Linked DNA regions of Homo sapiens: all the other regions are linked to region 1. A link is a loop called in an ENCODE intact Hi-C map of the cell type or tissue named here. Cell type or tissue: OCI-LY7. All regions are shown on one strand.

What was found. A loop is a pair of places that touch in the nucleus more often than their neighbours do. Peaks named below come from ENCODE experiments on the same cell type or tissue, not always from the same donor. Only the 100,000 strongest peaks of a DNase experiment are listed, where the experiment ranks them.
Region 2: it touches region 1 in a loop (4-fold over the local background); 6 of 110 quality-filtered maps call a loop at or near these places.
Region 3: a loop joins it to region 1, with 3 times the contacts of the local background. A loop is called at or near these places in 6 of 110 quality-filtered maps.

Annotation. Positions count from the first base shown.
Region 1 is chr1:113,674,659-113,682,658 of GRCh38, forward strand. It overlaps MAGI3 (membrane associated guanylate kinase, WW and PDZ domain containing 3), which reads left to right. Exons shown (of 21, transcript NM_001142782.2): 20 at 6,540-6,678. Among named protein-coding and RNA genes, the nearest start is that of PHTF1, 81 kb to the right of the region's middle. RefSeq lists enhancers at 2,669-2,963, 6,227-6,765. In OCI-LY7, CTCF peaks have their summits at 3,430 (motif pointing left) and 3,634; a DNase peak (open chromatin) is centred at 3,403.
Region 2 is chr1:112,876,156-112,884,155 of GRCh38, forward strand. It overlaps LINC01357 (long intergenic non-protein coding RNA 1357), which reads left to right. Exons shown (of 2, transcript NR_189282.1): 2 at 1,575-1,716. It overlaps MIR11399 (microRNA 11399), which reads left to right and starts at 5,895; the gene lies at 5,895-5,974. RefSeq lists enhancers at 2,100-2,697, 4,691-5,611. In OCI-LY7, CTCF peaks have their summits at 4,965 (motif pointing right) and 5,166; a DNase peak (open chromatin) is centred at 4,976.
Region 3 is chr1:112,805,267-112,813,266 of GRCh38, forward strand. No RefSeq gene overlaps it. Among named protein-coding and RNA genes, the nearest start is that of LINC01357, 41 kb to the right of the region's middle. RefSeq lists enhancers at 3,887-4,408, 4,124-4,403. In OCI-LY7, CTCF peaks have their summits at 4,120 (motif pointing right) and 4,331; a DNase peak (open chromatin) is centred at 4,115.

The DNA of each region.
Region 1 (8,000 bases):
TAGAAAAGGTGCTTCTGGGTGATTGCAGTTTTGAATTTTTCATTTCACTCCCATTAGTCATTTCATAAACACATATTGAGTGTTTGCATTACCCAAAGCTTTATGCATGCTACTGAATGAGTTGGGAGAGTGACTCAAAACAAATAAGATATTATCCTCCCTCAAAATGACCAGACACATGCACAAGTTCAAAGGGATGAATAGAGAAGATTTCACAGAATAGGTGGCATTGACAGGTGCATAGGATTTCAATAGGGAGAAATTAAGGAGAGAAAACATTCCAGGCTGAATAAATGAGCAATGGCGTAAAACTAAGGAAGTATAAGTCATGTACAGGGAACTTCAAATGGTTGAGTTTACTTAGATTTTATTTAGAAAATGCGTAGATGAATAGAGGAAATGAGAATATAAAAGCCGATGGGTCGCAGGCATAAAGGTCCTAGGCAGTGGGAAGCCATGGGAGGCTTTTTAGCCAGGAGTTTCCCCTCAGAGCAATCTGCTGATAAAAATCTGTTAGTGGTGTGCAGGAAGGATGAAGGGACTCCAGGTAGCTGTAATTTATGCATACAGTGGTAGTGGTGGGAGTATAACTTGAATGGTAACGCTTTGGATGGAAGATAAGAGATGCATATAAGTTCAAATTTCAGTGAATAAAGGACCAGACTAGATGAACAACAAGTATCCTTTAAATGAGGGATGAAGGAAAAGGAAGAGTAAAGGATGACTCAGAAGCCTTGCCCCATCTGTACTACGAAAACCATCAGGGAAGCCAAGGGGAGAAAGGATATGGCAAAGACTGATGGTGTAGTAAGTTGGAGTCATGTTGAGGTGAAGGGAACAGCTAGTAGAGCAGGTGTAAATGTTTAGCAGGCAATTACTACTAGTAGTGGTAGAAGCCCAGATTGCGACATTACTGAGAAGTGATGATTGAAACCTTTGTGGTAGATAAGATCACTAAGGAAGAATATTTAGAGAGTACTTAGCCAAGGGCAGAGCTCTGAGCAAGGCATGTAATTAGTGGACTAGATAAAATAAAGAAAATGGGAAGGCGCAGCATGCAGAGCCACAGAGCCAAAGCTGCAGAGTGTTTATGACAAAGAGGGACCGATGGCCTTAATACAGCTCGTCAAGAACTGCTGAATCTACTTTCTTATAGAGACAATTTCATATCGTGACAAGAACATGGGTTTGGAAATCAGACAGGACATTCTCCTGAGTTTCCTCATCTGCAAAATGCAGAACCATATGTAATATACATGGTCCAAGTAAACTTCTTAAAGTCTTAATAAGAGCATCTTGAGACACTGTTTACAGAGGATGGCATATTTATTCCTGGTTTTCTTGGTCCTTTCCCCTCCCCTCCCCTCCTATCTTCTCTTCTCTCTCTCTCTCTCATCTCTCTCTCTCTCTGTCTCTCTCTCACACACACAACCTATTCAGTTACTTTACATCTGTGTTTCAATGCTTCTATTGTAAATAGTGTCACAAAAATCCAATTAAATGATAAATTAGGATATAATTGTTTTAAATGTTGGTTCCAAATATAACCCTCAGATCCACTAATCTCAGTAAACCAAAGGCAAACAGGCCTTAAAGCAAAGTCTAGTTCTAAACATGTCATTCTCAGCCAGGAGTGGTGGCACATGCTTGTAATCCCAGCTACTTGGGAGGCTGAGGTGGGAGGGTTACTTGAGCCCAGGAGTTCAAGACCAGTCTGGGCAACACAGCAAAACATCCTCAGTTAAAAAACGACAACATGACATGCTTTATGAATGAGCAGAAACTTTAGAATCTAATGATGAAATCAGCTTTTATTTCAAGAATAAACTCTGAAAACAAAAGCAAATGAGCAATTAACTGTTAGACCCCAGTGTGCTCTAACCTGTAAGAAAATGTCAGCTTTTCAGAGAAGTCACTTTTTGGGCTATTAAATTATCAAAATCTTGACTTGATACAGCTCATGAGGGCTTTGCATATAACTAGTGCTCAATAAAATGTTATTGATGACAACTTTCTCTGGTGGCCGCTGTCCAAATGATAAGAGTTTATCTCTAGCTGACACTCGCACCACGGAGCCACCTGAGTGCCCCTCTCTGCCTCCCCCGCTTGCCTCTCCTCTTCTCCCTTTATTAGGTTGACAGCTGTACTTTGTGTCCTATACCTATTATTCCGTATCTCCAGCACCTGATATGGTGCCTTGAATATTCATATCAGGTGCTCCATAGATATTTGTTGAAAGAGTAAAATGTATGGATAATAATTCTAGATACTGAGAGAATTATTGTGTGTGTGTGTTTTTATTTTTAAGATCAGTTCCCAGGACTTATTACTGGGTGAACAGGACTGGGGATATATGAAGTAATTAGCAACAATCTTAGTGTCATTAAGAAAACAAGAAATGTTAATTTGTAACATAGATGGAAGGATATTGAGAATCATTGAGAGGTTCTTCCTTTCGGTCTGGTTAAGATTTAGAGAGGAGAGAGAAAAAAAGTGTTCTGGGATAAGGAACTGAGAAATAGCTGAATGGAAAAGGTTCATATTAGGGAATAGTGTCAAACTTAAATATTTAACGTAGAACATAATCAGATTTAGAAAATATTAAGTGTTTGCTGTCTTTGAGGCAACATGTATTTTCCTACACAACATGCGTTTTTACTTATATTAGTCTCAAAAACTCTGAGATAGGTGACATTATCCCCACTTACAGATTTAAAACTGAGGCTCAAGGAGACTTAGTCACTTGCAGAGATCACTCATCCTGTGCAGGCCACAGTGTGACCCAGGTATGACCCTAGTCCGTCGTCCTCGAAGATCGGTTCATGTGCTTTCCGCTATGTCAGGTCTTGGCTTGAGTCCAGTTTGGATTGGATTTCATTGATAGGCAGACAGTTTCTTAACAGGTTGTGAGATAATATAAGCCATGTGGTAGAAATATTTTGTCATTTTAATACATTTGTAGTGGATGTTGTTTTTAAAACGACAAGACTGCCTATAAAAAAATAGTGATTTGTTTAAAAAAGGGAACATTCTTTTTCCCTATTCTTCCTACTTCTTTTCTTTTGGTTCTCCTATTTTTTTTCCTTTCTCTTTTCTTTCCTCTCTCTTCTCTGTCCCCATAATTATTTTTCAATAATACAAAACTGAACTTGAATCTTTGTTCTATTTATCAAAAGATGTTTTCTCCAAATTATTTTTTATCACATTTTTAAAGTGACTTAAAATGTTAAAAGGATGTTTACTGGGTGAATTTACTCCTCTGAATTTCCCTCTCAGAAGAGTCTTTTTCATCTGTAGTTTTGTGTATGTAGGTCTCTGCAGAATTTCTCCCACTCTGAGGGCCTGTCTACCATAAATCTTAAAGCAATGGCTCCCCCTCCTTCCCCTCATTCAGTTTTAAAGTTAAACAGAAATGACACCTGGTGGCAAGTCTGTTCAATTACAAGTTTTTGTTGTTTTTTTTTTTTGCAGTTTATTGCAGGAAAAGAATAAAAAGTGTTCTGGGTTGGAGAGCTTAAGCTAAAGAATGTGATTGAAATAAATTATAACCTCAAACCTGTTTTACAAGATATGCCCAAAGCAGTGTCCAAATACTATCTACTTTAATTTTCTTTATCAGCAAGATTATATATCTAGTGCTAATTTCTTACCTACATTGCCTCATGAAAATGATTCTTCTTCCATCATTTATCAAGGGAAATCTAAGTATTGGCTTTTGTTTCACTTATATATTCTGGATAGTAAGGGGTTTCTAAATTATTCTCCATCCTGCTGTCTTACTTTGGTTTTATTAAGGTGTTTTCATCTTACATATTAAATCCATCAATCTTGTTTCTGATATTGTCCATTTGTTCAAGAGTAAGCCTCCCTTGTTTAAAATAAGTATGCAATAAGACCTTTAGTCTATTTCATAGTTGACTTGAATTTTTTTGCATTGTATAGAATGGAGTGCAGTCTACAGTTAAATCTTCGTAATGATACACTTTAAAATAGCTTGAAAACTAATATTTGCACTTGGTATATAATCATGTTTTATCTTAAGTCCTCCCAGAATCCCACGAAATAGGTACTAATATTATCCTCATTTAACAGATGAAAAAAATGAGACCACAACACTAGAAAGAGGTGGAGCACAAGATGTGAACCACAGCCTCCTGACCGCCTGTGCCATGCTGTATCTGTAGAAAGAGTTGGCCCACTGACCTTTGTTAAATATTGAGTCCTTCTGTTTTGTTACTTCTGGATTGGCTTATTATTATTTCTATTCTTTAGTCACCTTGCAGCTAGCTTCAACTCAAAGGAACTTCTGGATTGTTTTAGTAAGCTCTTACAAATATTTGAGTATTTGCTTTTTGGAATTTCAGTAATATGCCATTGTCTAATTTTTCTGTTTTGAAGCCAGTATCCTTCATTTTACATGTCACCTTGAAATATATTTTTTCAACTTTTTTTTAATAAGTTCAGTGCGGCACATGTACAGGTTTGTTACACAGGTATATTGCATGATTCTGAGGCTTAGAATATGAATGAGTTCCCATCTCCCAGGTAGTGGGCATAGTACCCAATAGGCAGTTTTTTAGCCCTTGACCCTCTCCTTCCCTCCCCCCATCTTGTATTCCCGTGTCTGTTGTTCTCATCTTTGTGTCCATGTGTACTCAGTGTTTAGCTCCCAATTACAATTGAGAACATGAGGTATTTGGTTTTCTGTTTCTGCGTTAGTTTGCTTAGGATAATGATGGCCTCCAGCTCCATCCATGTTGCTGTAAGGGGACATGATTTCGCTCTTTTTATGGCTGCATAGTATTCTATGGTGTGTATATACCACATTTTCTTTATCCAATGCAGCATTCATCAACATGTGTTTGCTTGAAATAGATTTAAAATCAGTACCATCATTATGTTTAATTAGGTCTGTTCCAAAGTTATACTTGACTTTTACATATTTTCCCTTTTTCTTTTAAAATAACTCAGACATTTCTAGTAAATCACAATGGTACTAAGGTATATCTTATTCTGATCCCTAGTTTTATGTTTATTTTCCTGAAAAATGATTTTTTTTTTTTTTTGAGACGGAGTTTCGCTCGCTGCCCAGACTGGAGTGCAGTGGTGCAATCTCGGCTCATTGCAACCTCCACCTCCCAGGTTCAAGTAATTCTCTTGCCTCAGCCTCCCAAGTAGCTGGGATTACAGGCATGCGCCACCACACCTGGCCAATTTTGTATTTTTAGTAGAGACCGGGTTTCTCCATGTTGGTCAGGCTGGTCTCGAACTCCCGACCTCAGGTGATCCACCAGCCTCAGCCTCCCAGAGAGCTGGGATTACAGGTGTGAGCCACCATCCCTGGCCCTGAGAAATGATTTTACACTAACATCACTAAGTTTATGCCAGTTACTGGTTTTAAATAAGTGTTCATATTAATCTATTCTCCAAGTTTAAGTTTTTAAGAATTTTAATCTATAAAGATGTCATTTATTCAAATACCTCATGTATGTACAGGACATAGCAGCAGTTCAAAGGAATGAGCAGTTCTCCCTGGAGGCCAGGAAAGGCTTCAAAGATAAGAGCCCTCTGCCCAGGTTTTAGGAGATATATTTAAAATTCAGCTCAAGTTTGAAAGTACCCTTCACATTCGGACATAGCTCTGTAGTATCATTTGGATTGTTGTTTGTAAAATGTCTAACATGTACCCAGTGCTCTCCTGCGAGAGTTGATAAGAGGACAGATGGCAGCAACAGGAAGAGACAATGTCCAGGTTTACTCACGCATAAAAACCCTACACAGCAAGTGCCCAGGTTTACTTATGAAAATCCTACACAGGGCCGGGCGCGGTGGCTCACGCCTGTAATCCCAGCACTTTAGGAGGCTGAGGCGGGCGGATCACGAGGTCAGGAGATCGAGACCATCCTGGCTAACACGGTGAAACCCCATCTCTACTAAAAATACAAAAAATTAGCCGGGCGTGGTGGCGGGCGCCTGTAGTCCCAACTACTCGGGAGGCTGAGGTAGTAGAATGGCGTGAACCCAGGAGGCGGAGCTTGCAGTGAGCCGAGGTCTCGCCACTGCACTCCAGCCTGGGCGACAGAGCAAGACTCCGTCTCAAAAAGCAAAACAAAACAAACAAACAAAAAATCCTACACAGGAAAGTTTTATATGGCTATTAAAGATCTGGGCATCTTCAAATCAAGAACCAAATTCTAGAATTTGATTAACATTCTAAATTTGATTTCTATAAATTTAGAAAATTCCAAATCTGATTCTAGAATTTGATTCTTGATTTCAAGATGTCCAGATCTTAGTTAGTAGCCATATAAAACTTTCCTGTGTAGGATTTTTGTGAGTAAACCTGAACATTGCCACTTCCTGTTGTTTGTTGTCATCTGTCCTCTCATCAACTCTCACATGGCAGTACTGGGTACACGTTAGGTATTTTACAAACGAAAGAATCACTTAGCAAGGTTGAATGGCTCAAGAGCTGACAAAAGCAGAATTTACAAAGGATGCATAGTTTCATGTTGTTCCTGTGAATGTTCTCTGTCTAGGTTGGTGACCAGATTGTTGAAATCAATGGGGAACCTACACAAGGAATCACACATACTCGAGCAATTGAGCTCATTCAGGCTGGTGGAAATAAAGTTCTTCTTCTTTTGAGGCCAGGAACTGGCTTGATACCTGACCATGGTAAGTAAAGTAGCCCACTAGTAGCTGAAAAGTTGTATATTAGGGAGGGGACAGAAGAAAAAGGAATATATATTTGGAGAGGATAGATATTTTACTAGTTAATTCAGAGGTGAATGCTAGAACCATGAAAAGCTAGTTACATAGCAGAGTTATCATAAATAGTATTAGAAAACAAGTGACTTAGGCAGGACTTTCGTTGGAATGGAATGTATTTTAAATTTAATCAGAAAAAACATATAGTTGTTTTTGTAGAGAAATGTACCTATTAAAAAAGTGTATTAGAGGCAAACAATTTAAATACCATAAAAAATGTTTTAAATCTCTTCAAAATATCCCAGCTTTTTCTCTTACTTAGCTAATTACACATTACCAACCAATATTTTTATTTCTGTAAAGCAAGATAAGTTTATATTATAATGAATGCGCAGCATGAAAACTTAGGCTTTTCTGGTGACTCGGCAAAAACAAGTTGCTATCACCCTACCTGGAGACAGGGAGTTGGACCTGAGACCATTTCTGTCCTGTATTAATGTTAAACTTCCTGGGTTTCCATGGCATGTTTTGAAATATCATGGTATTTGAAAGTCACTGTTTTTTGAGTGCACTATTCTAGAAATAAAGGCAGTACCACACCCACGCAGTACTTGCCTCATCTAGCTCCCCACCTCCTGCCCTACCCCACCCCACCCCACCGCTTTTGAGGGATAAGTGTAGACATAACCTCCTACAGTACCCTTCCAGCTTATGATTCTCTGACTGTATTATCTTCCACCATCTGCTTGTAAATCATATGTTCCCAGTGACATCTTTGCTAACTGCACTGATTTTTTTTTTTTTTTTCACATAGTCCTAGGCTTTTTCTCTTCCCTCTTCAGGTTTGGCTCCTTCCGGTCTGTGCTCCTACGTGAAACCCGAGCAACATTAAGGCTTTCAGGGCTTTTCTTGGTCTTTCCTTAAAAAGACTTGGTAAATTTGCATGTCTTGTAAATCACTTTCTTCTTTTGTTTTCTTTTAAATTAAAAATGATGCTATTAAATACATCTATTTCTATCTTCTGCACTTTTCAGTCTTCTTTTGACATTAAATTTGACAGCTTAATGCAAGAGAATTATTACAAATGCCCATGAGCCTCATTCTGGTTACCACAGTTTGGTTTCCTTTATTAATTAGTGATTTTGCCATATCCTAAACTGTATCAATTCATAATAATTAGTGAGCTTCTTGGGCCACGTAATTTGGTTCAGCTTTATAACTTGTAAGTTCTAATTGGGCTTTACTAATAGAGAATTTACAGATCATATATTATCTCACTAATTATATGT
Region 2 (8,000 bases), 800 kb before region 1:
AAAAAAAAGAAAAGAAAAGAAAAGAAAAAAGTCAAAAAATAACACATGCTGGCGAGATTGTATGGAGAATAGGGAAGCCTTATATGATGTTATGATGTTGGTAGGAGTGTAAATTAGTTCAACCATTGTGGAAAGCAGTGTGGCAATTCCTCAAAGAGCTAAAAGCAAAACTATCATTCGACCCAGCAATCTCATTACTGGGTATATACCAAGAGGGAGATAAAGCGTTCTACCATAAAGACACATGCATGTGAATGTTCATTGCAGCACTACTCACAATAGCAAAGACATGGAATCAACCTAAATGCTCACCAGTGACAGACTGGATAAAGAAAATGTGGTACATGTGCACCATGGAATACCATGCAGCCATAAAAAAGAACAAGATTTTTTTGCCAGAATATGAATGGAGCTGGAGGCTATCATTCTTGGCAAAATTATGCAGGAACAGAAAACCAAATACTGCATGTTCTCACCTGTAAGTGGGAACTAAATGATGAGAACTTATGAACACAAGGAAACAACAGTCACTGGTGTCTATTGAGGAGGGAGGTTGGGAAGGAGAAGAACAGCAGAAAAGATAACTATTGAGTACTGGGGGTTAATACCTGGGTGATATATAATAATAGTATGTACAACAAACCCCTGTGACACTCGTTTATCTGTGTAACAAACCTTCACGTGTACCCCCAAACCTAAAATAAAAATTAAAAAAAAAGAAAAAGATATGGCTATGAGGTGGTAATAACATACAACAAGCTTTATTTGGGCCGTGTTTTGACAGGGTTGCCTGCTGAGGAAGCTTTTCACAGCATGAGACCTTCCGCAGGTAATGACTGAGGCCACCAGCTAGAAGAGAAGGAGGGTGGGGGAGATTCTGGGGGACACGGAGATTGGAGCGGATCCTTAGATGTCTAGATGATGCCCTCAGTAGTAGGGTGTGGAGTCTCAGAGTCAGAGAGATCCAAAGGGCAGCTATGGCTGGTGCTTTTTTTTTTTTTTTTTTTTGAGACAGAGTTTCCCTCTATGGCCCAGGCTGGAGTGCAGTGGCGTGATCTTTGCTCACTGCAAGCTCCGTCTCCCAGGTTCATGCCATTCTCCTGCCTCAGCCTCCTGAGTAGCTGGGACTACAGGTGCGTGCCACCACATCCGGCTAATTTTTTGTATTTTTAGTAGAGACGGGGTTTCACCGTGTTAGCCAGGATGGTCTCGATCTCCTAACCTCATGATCCACCAGCCTCAGCCTCCCAAAGTGCTGGGATTACAGTTGTGAGCCACCATGCCCGGCAACTGGGGCCTTTTATAGCACCAGAGTTTATTGTATCTGTGGCTAGTAAATGTGGGATTCTGTTTTGTGGGGTATGCAAAACCGGAAGGCTGTCAATGACTAACGATCTGTTTATTTAGACTATATTTAAAGCAATTGGGTGTATAAAAAATTTGAGCTTGGCACTGGTAAACTTTTGAGGCAATGATACCAGTCTGCTGTGAAGCAATAAAAAATATAGGGCCAATATAGAGTTAATATAACTTTGGCTTATTATGTAACAGCATGTCTGTCTTTGATTCTTTAGGCTCAATCAAACCTTCAATGGCCCCGAAAGACATCTTGATTGAAACCTCATGAGAGACTCTGAGCCAGAAAACCCAGCAACTTAGAACCCAGATACCTGACCATCAGCCACTGTGTGAAATAATAAATGTTTGTTGTTTTAAGCTGCTAGTAATATGAGTGTCTTGAGAAACAAAGCCAGTCGGGCTGCACTTAAGGCTGGCTTTGTGTTCCCTCCAGCCTTTGTCTTCCCCCATCATGACAACTTGTGCTCTTTCTCCCAGGAGGCTGAGGATGCTGCTCTGAAACCAGCCAGGCAAGAACCTCAGTTAGCATCAGCAACAGCTGCTCCTCAATTTGCTTTCTGAATTATTTAGCCCTTCTTTGCTTCTATCCTAAATCCAGACCTTTTAAAATATTAATATTTTAAATATGCCTGGGCCTTGGCTTGGAAGTCTGTATTTCTCTCCTGTCTCTGCCCAAGGCTAGACGTCTTAGAGAAGAGTTATCTCTGCCCTGAATGATTTTCTCTTTGGCTCTGGCTCCTGGAAATTAAATCTGGCTGGGTTCTAACCAAAGAAAGGGAAACCATTTTCACAATGGAATCAAAAGAGTTTCTTTTCTACAAATGCAGCCTTTTACTTGCCCAAGCTCACAGGGCTTGTGTCACAGCTGGTGATCTGAGACCCAGACCCTCTCACCACCTCCCAGCCACCACCACGCCAGAGGGAGACAAAGCTCGCACTGCTGTGAGACGTTCTCTGCTTCCCATGACCGCTGCGTCATTTACTTATCTCTCAGTTCTCCTGCCACCCCGTGAAGTCCCTGAAACCTCTGGGGATGCAGGAGCCCAACACAGCCGACAGACCAGGAGAGGGGTCCTGAGCTCTGCTGTCGTGCAGTGGCTCTCTGCTGGCCTTCATGTCCTTACCTGCAAGTTGAGAGGGTGGCACCATCTCTCAGGGCTGCAGAAGTTGGAGTTTGTGAGTCTGAAACCCCATTTGGCCGTTAGAAAGCCAAGTCGCACAGGTTATAATACACCTCTGACTGGCCCCCAGGACTTGATTCCTCACCCAGGGTTCAATCCTACAACTGGGCTGCGCCTCACTCACCTCCCCAGACTTTATGCCAGGCATAGAGGGAAGTGGGACCTTTATTCTGAGAGCTAAGGGAGGGCTCCTTCCTGCTTCTCAGCCTTCTCAGGAGCCCTTCCCTGGGCACCTTCTTTGCCTGGTGAACTCAGACTTTCCTTCCTTCAGTGCAGAGCCACCCCCTAACTCCTGCCCACCCAGCCTCTCAGAGCAGGGCAGGATGGCCTATCCAATATCCCCTCTCCCTCACCCTTGCATCCTCTCCTGGTCCTTTGGGGCATTCCCCAGATGTGTGAATTTACTATTAATTCTGTCTCCCCTGTTAGTCTGTTAGTTCCAGACAGGGCAGGAAACTATAACCTCTAGGAAGGGCTGTATCTGTGTTTCAACAATTCCTGATTTTCATATCCTGAAGCTTCAGAACCCCTGGAATAATTCCCAAGCAAATCAGCAGCCTCTCCTTCCAGCCAGGAGGCATCACAGCTCCAACGTAGCACAACCCAGCTTGGGGGCTTGGGCTACTGGAAGGGAGGCCACAGGGTCAAGATTAGGCTGGAGATGCCTCAGAAAGTATCTAGAAATGTCTGGTATGACCAGGCTGCAATCAGAAGAGGAGTGTCCAGGCCACTGGGTGACTGTCCTACTATGTCCCAATGGCTCCATCATTCACGGAGCGCTGCAGAACTTCGAATGTGGGACAAACACATGCCCCTAGGACTGTTGAGGTTGCTCACCTCCTCAATCTAGACCTGATCTGTTCAGAAGGCAGGGACAGGGTCTGCACTACCCTGTCTTCCTCACAGCCTGGCACAGGCCTGGCACCCATAAGCCCTTGCTCTGTGGCTCTGCCTGGCAGAAGCTGACCCAGTGTCAGAAGAGCCTTCTAGCAGTTGGAGCTGCCTGGGCACCAAAAGGGCTGCTTGAGAGGATGAGTCCCTGTCACTGTCAGTGCTCAGGCTGAGACCACATTAGCTGGGTCAGGTGCTAAGCTGGGAGTGCTGTGCTGGGAGGGAATTGCCTTCTGTTAGTTGTTCATTTCTTAGCTTGAATCATTTCCCACAGCATTTCAATAGCTAGGTAAATCAAGTCTCCCTAGTGGAATCTTAGATGATAGGTGAGGAGGGTGGTTTTGGGGCAGCGGATCCAGGCTACTGTTTCTGAAATCACTGCTCATGAGCAGCTCCCTATTCTTCTAGCTGAGGTCATCTCAGCTGACCATGCCCTGAGGGGTCGTAGCCAGAGTCCTGGTGAAAGTTGTCTGCTCCTCCACCCCTTCTTCTCTGCCCTCTTCTGATCAAGAGCATAGGCTGGGGGTGGCACACAGTGGGGGTGAGTAGGGGAGTGGAATCCTGGGTCAGAGGCTCTCACTTTTATTATAACAAGAAGTTCCAAGAGATACCAACTCATTCCCATTCGCACCATGCAGGGGCTCTAATTAAATTTTTCTTTTTTCTAATTTCCATGTGTCAGACAAAATTACAACAAATTTAGTTACAGATTGAATTGGCTTTTATTAGCAATTCATGAATCAGGGAACACCTCATTCTACAAAATAGAATGAATGTTCTGATGAGCTGAGCAGAGGAGATTGGCTTCATAGTATGAAAAGGGCTGAGGAAAGTAGAAACAAAGAACAAAAAGCAGATTGGTTGTTCCTGACTTACTTTCCTTATGAAGGTTAAAGCAAAGGGAACTTCTTCATGATGCCAGCTGAAACTGACCTGTTTGGGGATCTGGCTATTACCTCTCCCGATTTCTTGCAAGGACAGATAGGTAATTTAGTGTTGACTTGGTGGTGTGGAACTTCAACATGAGTAATTCCATTTTGGTTTGGTCTGTTGGGCCTACTGCAGGAGCTCAGGCCAAACCAATGGCCTCCTATAAATTTTATTTAACACGTGAAGGTAGTTCACATTCCCTACCCACATTGTTTACCTGTGGGCAAACAATGAATTAATGCTCTGTTGATTATTGGATCTGATGGAGATCAGAACTGTAATTTGCTTGGGAGCTTGGGTTTTCTTTTTTTCTGTTTTCTTCCACTTTCTAAAAGAAGCAGCTTCAGAGTGGGGAGGGAGACAAGAAGAAAGGAAGCCCATGTTTAGTGAACATCTGCTAAGTGCAGCAGGCTTCTTTGTCAGGGCTCTGGGGAAATCCTTACAACAATGTGAACAAGTCTTGTTACTCTCATCTTTACTGAGGGAGGCCAGTTGGAAGTAATGAGAGTGGAGCCCTGACATGCAGGGGGTGGGCAGCCTGGAGGAGGGATGTCTGGATGCCCAAGGGGAGCCGGGATCCTGCCAAGAGGCTGCAGGGCCGCTCTGGCCACAAGAGGGCACCCCACATTGCCATATCTGGGCTGAGGGTGGTGGAATGAAGACCACAAAGAGGCCTTCTAGGGAGTGACCGTCCTGTGTACCCATACACTGGTCCCTCTCTCCAGGTTTCTTTCTTTCTTTCTTTCTTTCTTTCTTTCTTTCTTTCTTTCTTTCTTTCTTTCTTTCTTTCTTTCTTTTTCTTTCTCTTTCTTTCTCTCTCTCTTCTCTCTTCTCTCCTCTCTCTGTCCTCTCTTCTGTCTTCTCTCCTCTCTCTCTCTCTCTCTCTCTCCTCTCTCCTCTCCTCTCTCTCTCTCTCTCTCTTTCTTTGAGACAGTATTTCGCTCTTGTTGCCCAGGCTGGAGGGCAATGGCGCGATCTCGGCTCACTGAAACCTCCACCTCCCGGGTTCAAGTGATTCTCCTGCCTTAGCCTCTCGAGTAGCTGGGATTACAGGCATGCGCCACCACGCCTGGTTAATTTTCTGCTTTTAGTAGAGACGGGGTTTCTCCATGTTGGTCAGGCTGGTCTCAAACTCCTGACCTCAGATGATCCACCGGCCTCGGCCTCCCAAAGTGCTGGGATTACAGACGTAAGCCACTGCACCCCAGCCTCTCCAGGTTTCTTGAAGAAGGTCGGCATGAGATTCCTCTGGCAACTAGAAACACAGCTGGCTTTCAGGCCCTGCAGAACGCATGTCTCTGTAACTCAGGGCTGTCTGTGTCAGAGGAGGAAGGATATTTGTTGTCGATTAGGGCGTGTGCAGTCTGTGCGTGCTGTGTTGGGAGTGACTGTATATAAGCGTGTGGGTGTAAGTGTGTGAGTTTCTCCAGGATTCTAGTGGAGTGTGGGAGGGGGTGGCGGGGAAGGGCCTGTTCCTGGTTCCAGAGAGCTGGAGCTGCTGCTAAAAGGAGGGAACCTGAAGCAAGATCCAGCTCAGTGCTCTTTCAGGTCTGGGGCTGAAACCTGTCTTGTTTCCCCATCAGAGGCAGTCCCAGGCCCGAAAGAGGAGAGATGGACCTTTGCCTTGCTGCTGGTGGTGGTGGGCAACTCCTCCTACCCTGGTCCAGCAGGACTGCACATTGGGGGCTTCTCAAAGGGCCTGCCAAGCTCCAAGGCTTCCAGTGATGCCTCTTTGCCTAGCAAAGGTTAGGACCCACAGCAGTGGCCAAGCCCTGGAGCCTGTTCAGTCTTGCCAGGAGGACCTGGTGTCACCAAGATTTGCCTGGGGGCACAGCCGCAGTCTTGTGACCCAAGAAATACCACTGGTCTCAGTTTAGACCAGAACTTTTTTTCCCCTGAAAGCTTTGTGGGGGCAGTGGCAGGGAGCCCAGGCTTAGGGGTGGGAGGGGCAGTTGCCATGAGCCTAGAGGCTTCTCCCCACTCTCACCACGGTCATCAGACAGCTGCTTCACATGAATAAGCTCTGCAGGCTGTACCCTGGCCTGGTGTCTCAGCCGGGGATTTGGAGGCATTAGGGTTGGTGGAAATTAAATCTAGAGTGGGAGCCTCAGGCCAGTAGGCTGACGCCCTGAACAGTGTCCCAGAGCAGGAAGAGGAAGTCCTGAGGCTTCTCAGAGCCAAATTGGGAGGGGGAATAGCAAGCCCCAGGAGTCTCCAGATTATGAAACATGCGGGGGACAAGAGCAGGACTCTGCAGTGTGCAGGAGACCCCTAGCTGGGGACGGGGAAGACAAAAAAAGATCCACTGGAGCCACGGTCTCTCACAAGGTCTTGGTTGGTTTCTCTGTCCCTGTCCAGACTTCCCCTGCAGGACCTTCCCCCCAGCAGCCTGGCCTTAGCTCTGAACTCGCTGTCCTTCCCAGGAGCTTCCATTCCTGGGCCCAGCCAAACAACCATGAGATAAACATGAGAGAAAAACATCCTTCTGGGACCTGATTGTTTCAGGGAGTAGTGGGGCCTGCAGGGAGCCGGAGATTCGGGGAACAAGGCTTAATGACCATGTAACCATTAAGAAGAAAGCATTGGCCGGGCACCGTGGCTCACGCCTGTAATCCCAGCACTTTGGGAGGCTGAGGCAGGCGGATCATGAGGTCAGGAGATTGATTAGACCAGAACCATGAAGACCATCCTTGCTAACACGGTGAAACCCTGCCTCTACTAAAAAAATACAAAAAATTAGCCAGGCGTGGTGGCAGGCGCCTGTAGTCCCAGCTAGGTGGGAGCTGAGGCAGGAGAACGGCGTGAACCCAGGAGGCGGAGCTTGCAGTGAGCCAAGATCTCGCCACTGCACTTCAGCCTGGGTGACACAGCGAGACTCTGTCTCAAAAAAAAAAAAAAGGAAGAAGAAAGCATTGCTATCAGGCCTGGGTTGGTCAAAATTTTGGTACAGCTGCCTAGTAGCCATGTGACCTTAATGAGCAAAAATTACTTAACTTCAGTTTCATCATCCACAAAATGGGGACAATAATTACCTAGCAGAAGTATGAAGATTTAGAAATTAGGAAGGTAAAGCACCTGATCAACAGTAAACACTGTTATTATATTCTTTATTAATACACAGACCCCTCCCCACCCAGGATGGCTCCGGGCCTCTCACCTTTCTAAAAAGCAGGCATCTTTTCTGGGCTCCAAGAAAAGTAGTCCTCCAGCCTGGCCAAAACAGTGAAACCCTGTCTCTACTAAAAATACAAAAATTACCCGGGCATGGTGGCACGCACATGTAGTCCCAGCCACTCAAGAGGCTGAGGCAGGAGAATCGCTTGAACCCGGGAGGTGGAGGTTGCAGTGAGCCGAGATCGTGACACTGTACTCCAGCCTGAGCGACAGAGTGAGACTCTGTCAAGAAAGAGGCTGGGCGCCGTGGCTCAAGCCTGTAATTCCAGCACTCTGGCAGGCCGAGGCGGGCGGATTGCGAGGTGAGGAGATCGAGAGCATCCTGGCTAACACGGTGAAACCCTGTCTACTAAAAAATACAAAAAATTAGCCAGGCGTGGTGGCGGGCGCCTGTAGTCCCAGCTACTCGGGAGGCTGAGGCAGGAGAATGGCGTGAACCCGGGAGGCAGAGCTTGCAGTGAGCCG
Region 3 (8,000 bases), 870 kb before region 1:
AGAGGGGCAACAGCAGTGAGATTGGACAGAGGGAGAAGTTGAGCTGCACTGCAGTCTGAACAACAGTCCCAGCTGACCCTGCAGGGAGCTTGGGAGCTGGAATGACCTTCAGAGTTGTCTCAAACTGGGGAGAGCAGGCTGGGTGTTCATAGTATATATTGATCTGTCATTGGGTGCAGGCTGGCCTGGGCAGGTGGTGTGATCTAGGGCAGTCCTGGAAGGGGCTGGCTGTGCTCCCTGAGGGTGGGGAATGTGTCCTGCATTTCTGGAGGGGGTCCGCACACAGCAGCATCTGCCACTCTTCCGGTGCTGACATTTTAAGCAGCAGTGAGCAGTAAGGAAGGTCATTTGGGGCAGTGAACCCTGTCCTGTGTTTCTCAATCCCTGCCCTTGAACAGCTCCCTAAGGGGCAATGACCAGAGTCCTAGTGGGGGTGCTCTGGCCCCTCCACATTCATTTTCTCTGCCTATTCTGAGAGGAGGTTCAGGCTGGAGGTCTGGTGGGGAGGTGGTGAGCACAGGAGGTGCACAAAGGGACAAAAGGCTCTTGCCTTAAATGCCCACAATTAGAACCAGCTCCTTTCTATTCCCACCATGCAAGGGCCCTAATTAAAATTTAAACTCATGTTTCCTTTTTTTCTTTTTAAAGTTTCCATGGTAGGTAATTAACTTTTCCTTTCTGCGAGTGAGCAACTAATTAATGCTCTGTTCATAAGGACGGCGATCAGAGCACTGCGACTTGCCTGGGAGTTTGTTTCTTTCATTTATTTCCACCTTCCAAAAGAACTGGCTTGGTGAAAGTGGGGGCAGAGAAAGGAAAGAAGCTCTGCCAACATCTGTTGTGTGCAGCAGGGTGCTGACAAAGTCCTTACAACATGAAATCCTTACCATGAGGAGGGCATACAGGGTCTTCCCTGGACCAACAGAAGCAGCCGGGTGCAAAAGTGTTCCTGTCTAAGTGAGCCTTCCTCAGGAGGGGCCAGCTGAATACTTCCCTGGGGAACAAAAGCACCTGTGGCTGAACTGCACTGGCATCATGGGTGTGAGGGCCCTCCCACTGCCAGCCTCTGTGCCTTCCTCTCCCAGGCCCCTGGGTTCACCTCCTGGCCACACAAGCCTCAGGGAGAGGATACGGATTAACAGTGTTTGTACAAATTGCAGGGACAAGGGAACATTTCCCCTTCGTCCTTTGAAGTTTTGCTGAAAATCACTGACAAGAGGCAGATTAGTGAGAGAAAAAGTAGACAAACAGATTTAATGTGTACATGGCAGACTTCAGAATAAAGACCCAAAAGATACAGAGGAAATTGTCCATTTTTATGCTGAGGTTCAACAAAGTATGGACAGCTATGTAGAAATGTGACTGGACAGGCTGGGCACGGTGGCTCACACCTGTAATCCCAGCACTTTGGGAGGCCAGGTTGGTGGATCACCTGAGGTCGGGAGTTCAAGACTGGGCCTGACCAACATGGAGAAACCCCGTCTCTACTAAAAATACAAAATTAGCTGGGCATGGTGGCACATGCCTGCAATCCCAGCTACTCCAGAGGCTGAGGCAGGAGAATCCCTTGAACCCGGGAGGCGGAGGTGGCAGTGAGCCGAGATTGCGCCATTGCACTCCAGCCTGGGAAACAAGAGCTAAACTCCATCTCAAAAAAAAAAAAAAAAAAAAAAAAGCCAGGCATGGTAGCTCATTCCTGTAAGCCCAGCACTTTGGGAGGCCAAGGCAGGCGGATCACCTGAGGTCAGGAGTTCGAGACCAGCCTGACCAACATGGAGAAACCCCATCTCTACTGAAAATACAACATTAGCCGGGTGTGGTGGTACATGCCTGTAATCCCAGCTACTCAGGAGGCTGAGACAGGAGACTTGCTTGAACCCAGGAGGCGGAGGTTGCAGTGAGCCGAGACTGCACTATTGCACTCCAGCCTGGGCAATGAGTGAAACTCTGTCTCAGGAAAAAAAAAAAAAAAAAGTATGATTGGACAAAAAGAGTACGATCTAACGCTAACAGACTGAGTGGGGAATCCCAGCAGGGCCGGTCTGTCTAGATTCTTCTTGGCCTCTCAGAGCACGCATTCCTGCATTCCTTCCTTCTGAATGTGGGGCAGGACCCTCTCTGGAATGGGGGTCTTATAACCCATAGTCAAACAAGGCAGGTCAGGTAATTTCTTTATGACCAGTTTTTACACAGAAAGGCAGAGGCAAAGTTAGATTAATGATTTTTGGTTTTATGGCTGGCTTTGGGGAAAAGGTGCTGGTTTCAATGACTTGGTGGGGAAGAGGGATTCTATGGCTAGCCTTGGGGAGAAAAGGATTGAGAGACAAGAGAATGGATAAATAAAGAATGCTGAGGTCACCCAGAAAGAAGAAAGGCAAGAAGCAGCTACCAGAGTTGGGGAATAAGAGGGAAGCATTTTATAGAAGCTTGGAGAGTGAATGAGGGTGCCCTGAGCAAGTGGGGCTCAGACCCCTGACTCATGGAGCCAATCAATTCTATAAAGATCCAAATGCAAAACTAACAACAAATGTTGTTTCGACATATGTACCGATGTGGCAAAATTTTTAAAAAGCAAGGGAACGATAAACACAAATTTAAATGGCAATTACCTCTTCCACAGGGAGGCAGAGGGGTGGAGGAAAAGGCACATATAGGACGATGCAAGTTATATGATTTCTAGTTCTCGTGAGTGATGGGCTCATGGGTGTTGATCGTATTTTGTTTTATAAGTAACATTTAAAAATATGTTTTGTGGTATCTCCTTTCTGAAAAGGACCCCAATGTTTCCTCCCTCCTAGAATTCATATTCCCTCTCACATCGTACCAGGGTTGGCCTGTGTCAGCAATAGAATATGGCAGAGGTGATAGTATGTCACTTCCAAAATTAGGTTCTAAAAGACACCATGGCTTCTATTTTGGTTTCTCTTGCCTGCTGTCTCTTGGCATATTCGCTCTGGGGCAAGCCAGCTGCTATGTTCCTAGCAGCCTACCGGGAGGGCCCAGTGGCAAGAAATTAAGTCTGCCAAGGACAGCTGTGTGAGTGATCTTGGAAGTGAATCCTTCCCAGCCTTCAGATGACTGCAGTCCTGACCAACATCTTTTTGTTTGTTTGTTTGTTTGTTTGTTTGTTTGTTTGTTTGTTTTGAGATGGAGTTTCGCTGTTGTTGCCCAGGCTGGAGTGCAATGGCGTGATCTCGGCTCACTGCAAACTCTGCCTCCTGGGTTCAAGTGATTCTCCTGCCTCAGCCTCCCGAGTAGCTGGGATTACAGGCATGCACCACCACGCCTGACTAATTTTGTATTTTTAGTAGAGACGGGGTTTCTCCATGTTGGTCAGGCTGGTCTTGAACTCCCAACCTCAGGTGATCCGCCCGCCTCAGACTCCAAAGTGCTGGGATTACAGGTGTGAGCCACCACGCCCGGCCCTGACCAACATCTTGACTGAAACTCACGAGACACTGAGCCACAACCTTCCAACTAAGCTGTTCCTGGATTTCTGACCCTAGGAAACTGTGTGAGGTAATAGATGTTTGCTATTTTAAGTCAAGACATTTTGGGGATAATTTGATACATAAGATTAAATAATTAATACATAATTATTTGATATGCATAGAATATTGAACTTTAAAATATGAGTGGGGGTCTAGGGTGTGGTGGCTTAACACCTGTAATCCCAGCACTTTGGGAGGCCGAGGTGAGAAGATTGCTTGAGGCTAGGAACTTGAGACCAGCCTGGGCAACATAGCGAGACTCTAACTCTACAAAAAAAATTTAAAAATTTTAAGATATTAGCCTGGCATGCTGGTGCACACCTGTAGTCCCAGCTACTCAGGAGACTGAAGTGGAGGATTGCTTGAGCCCAGGAGTTCCAGGCTACAGAGAGCTATGATTGTACCACTGTATTCCAGCCTGGGTCACAGAGAGACTATGTCTCAATCAATCAATCAATAATGAAAACAGTGAGAGGTAAAAGAAAAAAGAGAATCTAGGTTTGAGGGAGGCCAGCTGGAAGTAATATGAGTGGTGCCCTGACATGCAGGGAGTGGGCAGCCTGGAGGAGGGATGAGTGGGTGCCCAAAGGGAGCCGGGATCCTGCCAAGAGACTGCAGGGCCTCTCTGCCCACACGAGGGCGCCCCACATTGCCGTATCTGGGCTAGGGGATGGGAAATGAAGACCAAGAAAAGGCCTTCTGGGGAGGGAATGTCCTGTGTGCCCACACACTGGCCCCTCTCTCCAGGTTTCTTGAAGGTCAGCGTGAGGTCCCTCTGGCAACTGGAGACAGAGCCGGTTTTCAAGCCCTGAGAATGCATGCCTCTGCAAGTCAAGGCTGTCTCCTCTGCAGGGTAGCATGTGTTATGGTTGATTGTGAGTGGTGGCAGTGAGGGTGTGAGTGGGTAACTGTCAGGCCTCTGAGCCCAAGCTAAGCCATCATATCCCCTGTGACCTGCACTTACACTTCCAGATGGCCAGTTCCTGCCTTAACTGATCACATTCCACCACAAAAGAAGTGAAAATGGCCTGTTCCTGCCTTTGCTGATGACATTACCTTGTGAAATTCCTTCTCCTGGCTCATCCTGGCTCAAAAGCTCCCCTGCTGAGCACCTTGTGACCCCCCCGCCCCTGCCCACCAGAGAACAACCCCCTTTGACTGTAATTTTCCTTTACCTACCCAAATCCTATAAAACAGCCCCACCCCTATCTCCCTTCGCTGACTCTCCTTTCGGACTCAGCCCACCTGCACCCAGGTGAAATAAACAGCCTTGTTGCTCACACAAATCCTGTTTGGTGGTCTCTTCACACGGACGTGAGTGAAATTTTGGTGCCGTGACTCGGATTGGGGGACCTCCCTTGGGAGATCAATCCCCTGTCCTCCTGCTCTTTGCTCCGTGAGAAAGATCCACCTACGACCTCGGGTCCTCAGACCGATCAACCCAAGGAACATCTCACCAATTTTAAATTGGGTAAGCGGCCTCTCTTTACTCTCTTCTCCAACCTCTCACTGTCCCTCAATCTCTTTCTCCTTTCAATCTTGGCGCCACCCTTCAATCTCTCCCTTCTCTTAATTTCAATTCCTTTCATTTTCTGATAGAGACAAAGGAGACACATTTTATCTGTGGACCCAAAACTCTGGCGCCGGTCACGGACTCGGGAAGGCAGCCTTCCCTTGGTGTTTAATCACTGCAGGGACACCTCTCTGATTATTCACCCACATTTCACTGGTGTCTGATCACCGTGGGGACGCCTGCCTTGGTCATTCACCCACATTCCCTTGGTGGCAAGTCAGTTGCGGGGACTCCTGCTTTGGCTGCTCCCCCATGTTGCAGCCCAGGGCTGCTCCCCACCTCCCTTCTCTGTGTCTTTACCCTTCTCTTTAAACTTACCTCCTTCACCATGGGCAACCTTCCGCCCTCCATTCCCCCTTCTTCTCCCTTAGCCTGTGTTCTCAAGAACTTAAAACCTCTTCAACTCTCGCCTGACCTAAAACTTAAACGCCTTATTTTCTTCTGCAACACTGCTTGGCCCCAATACAAACTCGAAAATGGTTCTAAATGTCCAGAAAATGGCACTTTTGATTTCTCCATCCTACGAGACCTAGATAATTTTTGTCAAAAAATGGGCAAATGGTCTGAAGTGCCTGACGTCCAGGCATTCTTTTACACATTGTTCTCTCCCTAGTCTCTGTTCCCAATGCGACTCATCCGAAATCCTCCTTCTTTCCCTCTCGCCTGTGCTCTCAGTCCCAACTCCAAGCGTCGCCGAGTCTTTCTTTCTTTTCTACAGACCCATCTGACCTCTCCCCTCCTCCCCAGGCTGCTCCTCACCAGGCTGAGCTAGGTCCCAATTCTTCTTTAGCCTCTGCTCCCCCACCCTATAATCCTTTTATCACCTCCCCTCCTCACACCCGGTCCGGCTTACAGTTTCGTTCCTCGACTAGACCTCCCCCACCTGCCCAGCAATTTCCTCATAAAAAGTTGGCTGGAGCTAAAGGCATAGTCAAGGTTAATAATGCTCCTTTTTCTTTATCCGATCTATCCCAAATCAGTTAGCGTTTAGGCTCTTTTTCATCGAATATAAAAACCCAGCTCAGTTCATGGCTCGCTTGGCAGCAACCCTGAGATGCTTTACAGCCCTAGACCCTGAAAGGTCAAAAGGCCGTCTTATTCTCAAAATACATTTTATTACCCAATCCACTCCCGGCATTAAATAAAACTCCAAAAATTAAATTCCAGCCCTCAAACCCCACGACAGGACTTAATTAACCTCGCCTTCAAGGTGTGTAATAATAGAGTAAAGGCAGCTAAGTAGCAATGTATTTCTGAGTTGCAATTCCTTGCCTCCACTGTGAGACAAACCCCAGCCACATCTCCAGCACACAAGAACTCCAAACGCCCGAACGGCAGCTGCCAGGGGTTCCTCCAGAACCTCCTCCCCCAGGAGCTTGCTACAAGTGCCGGAAATCTGGCCACTCGGCCAAGGAAAGCCCACAGCCCGGAATTCCTCCTAAGCTGTGTCCCATCTGTGCGGGACCCCACTGGAAATTGGACTGTCCAACTTGCCCGGCAGCCACTCCCAGAGCCCCTGGAACTCTGGCCCAAGGCTCTCTGACTCCTTCCCAGATCTTCTCGGCTTAGCGGCTGAAGACTGACGCTGACCGATCACCTCAGAAGCCTACAGGATGATCACAGAAGCTTTAGGTAACTCTCATAGTGGAGGATGGACTTAAGAAGTCCGTCCCCTTCTTAATCAATACGGAGGCTACCCACTCCATATTACCTTCTTTTCAAGGGCCTGTTTCCCTTGACTCCATAACTGTTGTGGGTATTGAATGCCAGGCTTCTAAACATCTTAAAACTCCCCAACTCTGGTGCCAACTTAGACAATATTATTTTAAGCACTTCTTTTTAGTTATCCTCACCTGCCCAGTTCCCTTATTAGGTTGAGACATTTTAACTAAATTACCTGCTTCCCTGACTATTCCTGGGCTACAGCCACACCTCATTGCCGCCTTTTCCCCCAGTTCAAAGCCTCCTTCACATCCTCCCCTTGTATCTCCCCACCTCAATCCATAGGTATAAGACACCTTTACTCCCTCCTTGGTGACCGATTACGCACCCCTTACCATCCCATTAAAACCTAATCACCCTTACCCCACTCAATGCCAATATCCGATCCCACAGCCCACTTTAAAAAGATTAAAGCCTGTTATCACTTGCCTGTTACGGCACGGCCTTTTAAACTCTCCTTACAATTACCCCATTTTACCTGTCCAAAAACTGGACAAGTCTTACAGGTTAGTTCAGGGTCTACGCCTTATCAACCAAATTGTTTTGCCTATCCACCCCGTGGTGCCAAACCCATATACTCTCCTATCCTCAATACCTCCCTCCACAACCCATTATTCTGTTCCAGATCTCAAACATGCTTTCTTTACTATTCCTTTGCACCCTTCATCCCAGCCTCTCTTTGCTTTCACTTGGACTGACCCTGACACCCATCAGACTCAGCAAATTACCTGGGCTGTACTGCCTCAAGGCTTCACAGAGAGCACCCCCCCCCCATTACTTCAGTCAAGCCCAAATTTCTTCCCCATCTGTTACCTATCTCGGCATAATTCTCACAAAAACACATGTGTTCTCCCTGCTGATCGTGTCCGACTAATCTCCCAAATCTCAATCCCTTCTACAAAACAACTCCTTTCCTTGCTAGGCATGGTTAGTGCAGTCAGAATTCTTACACAAGAGCCGGGACCGTGCCCTGTAGCTTTCTGTCCAAACAACTTGACCTTACTGTTTTACCCTAGCCCTCATGTCTGCGTGCAGCGGCTGCCACTGCTTTAATACTTTTAGAGGCCGTAAAAATCACATACTATGCTCAATTCACTCTCTACAGTTCTCATAACTTCCAAAATCTATTTTCTTCCTCACACCTGATGGGTATACTTTCTGCTCCCTGGCTTCTTCAGCTGTACTCACTCTTTGTTGAGTCTCCCACAATTACC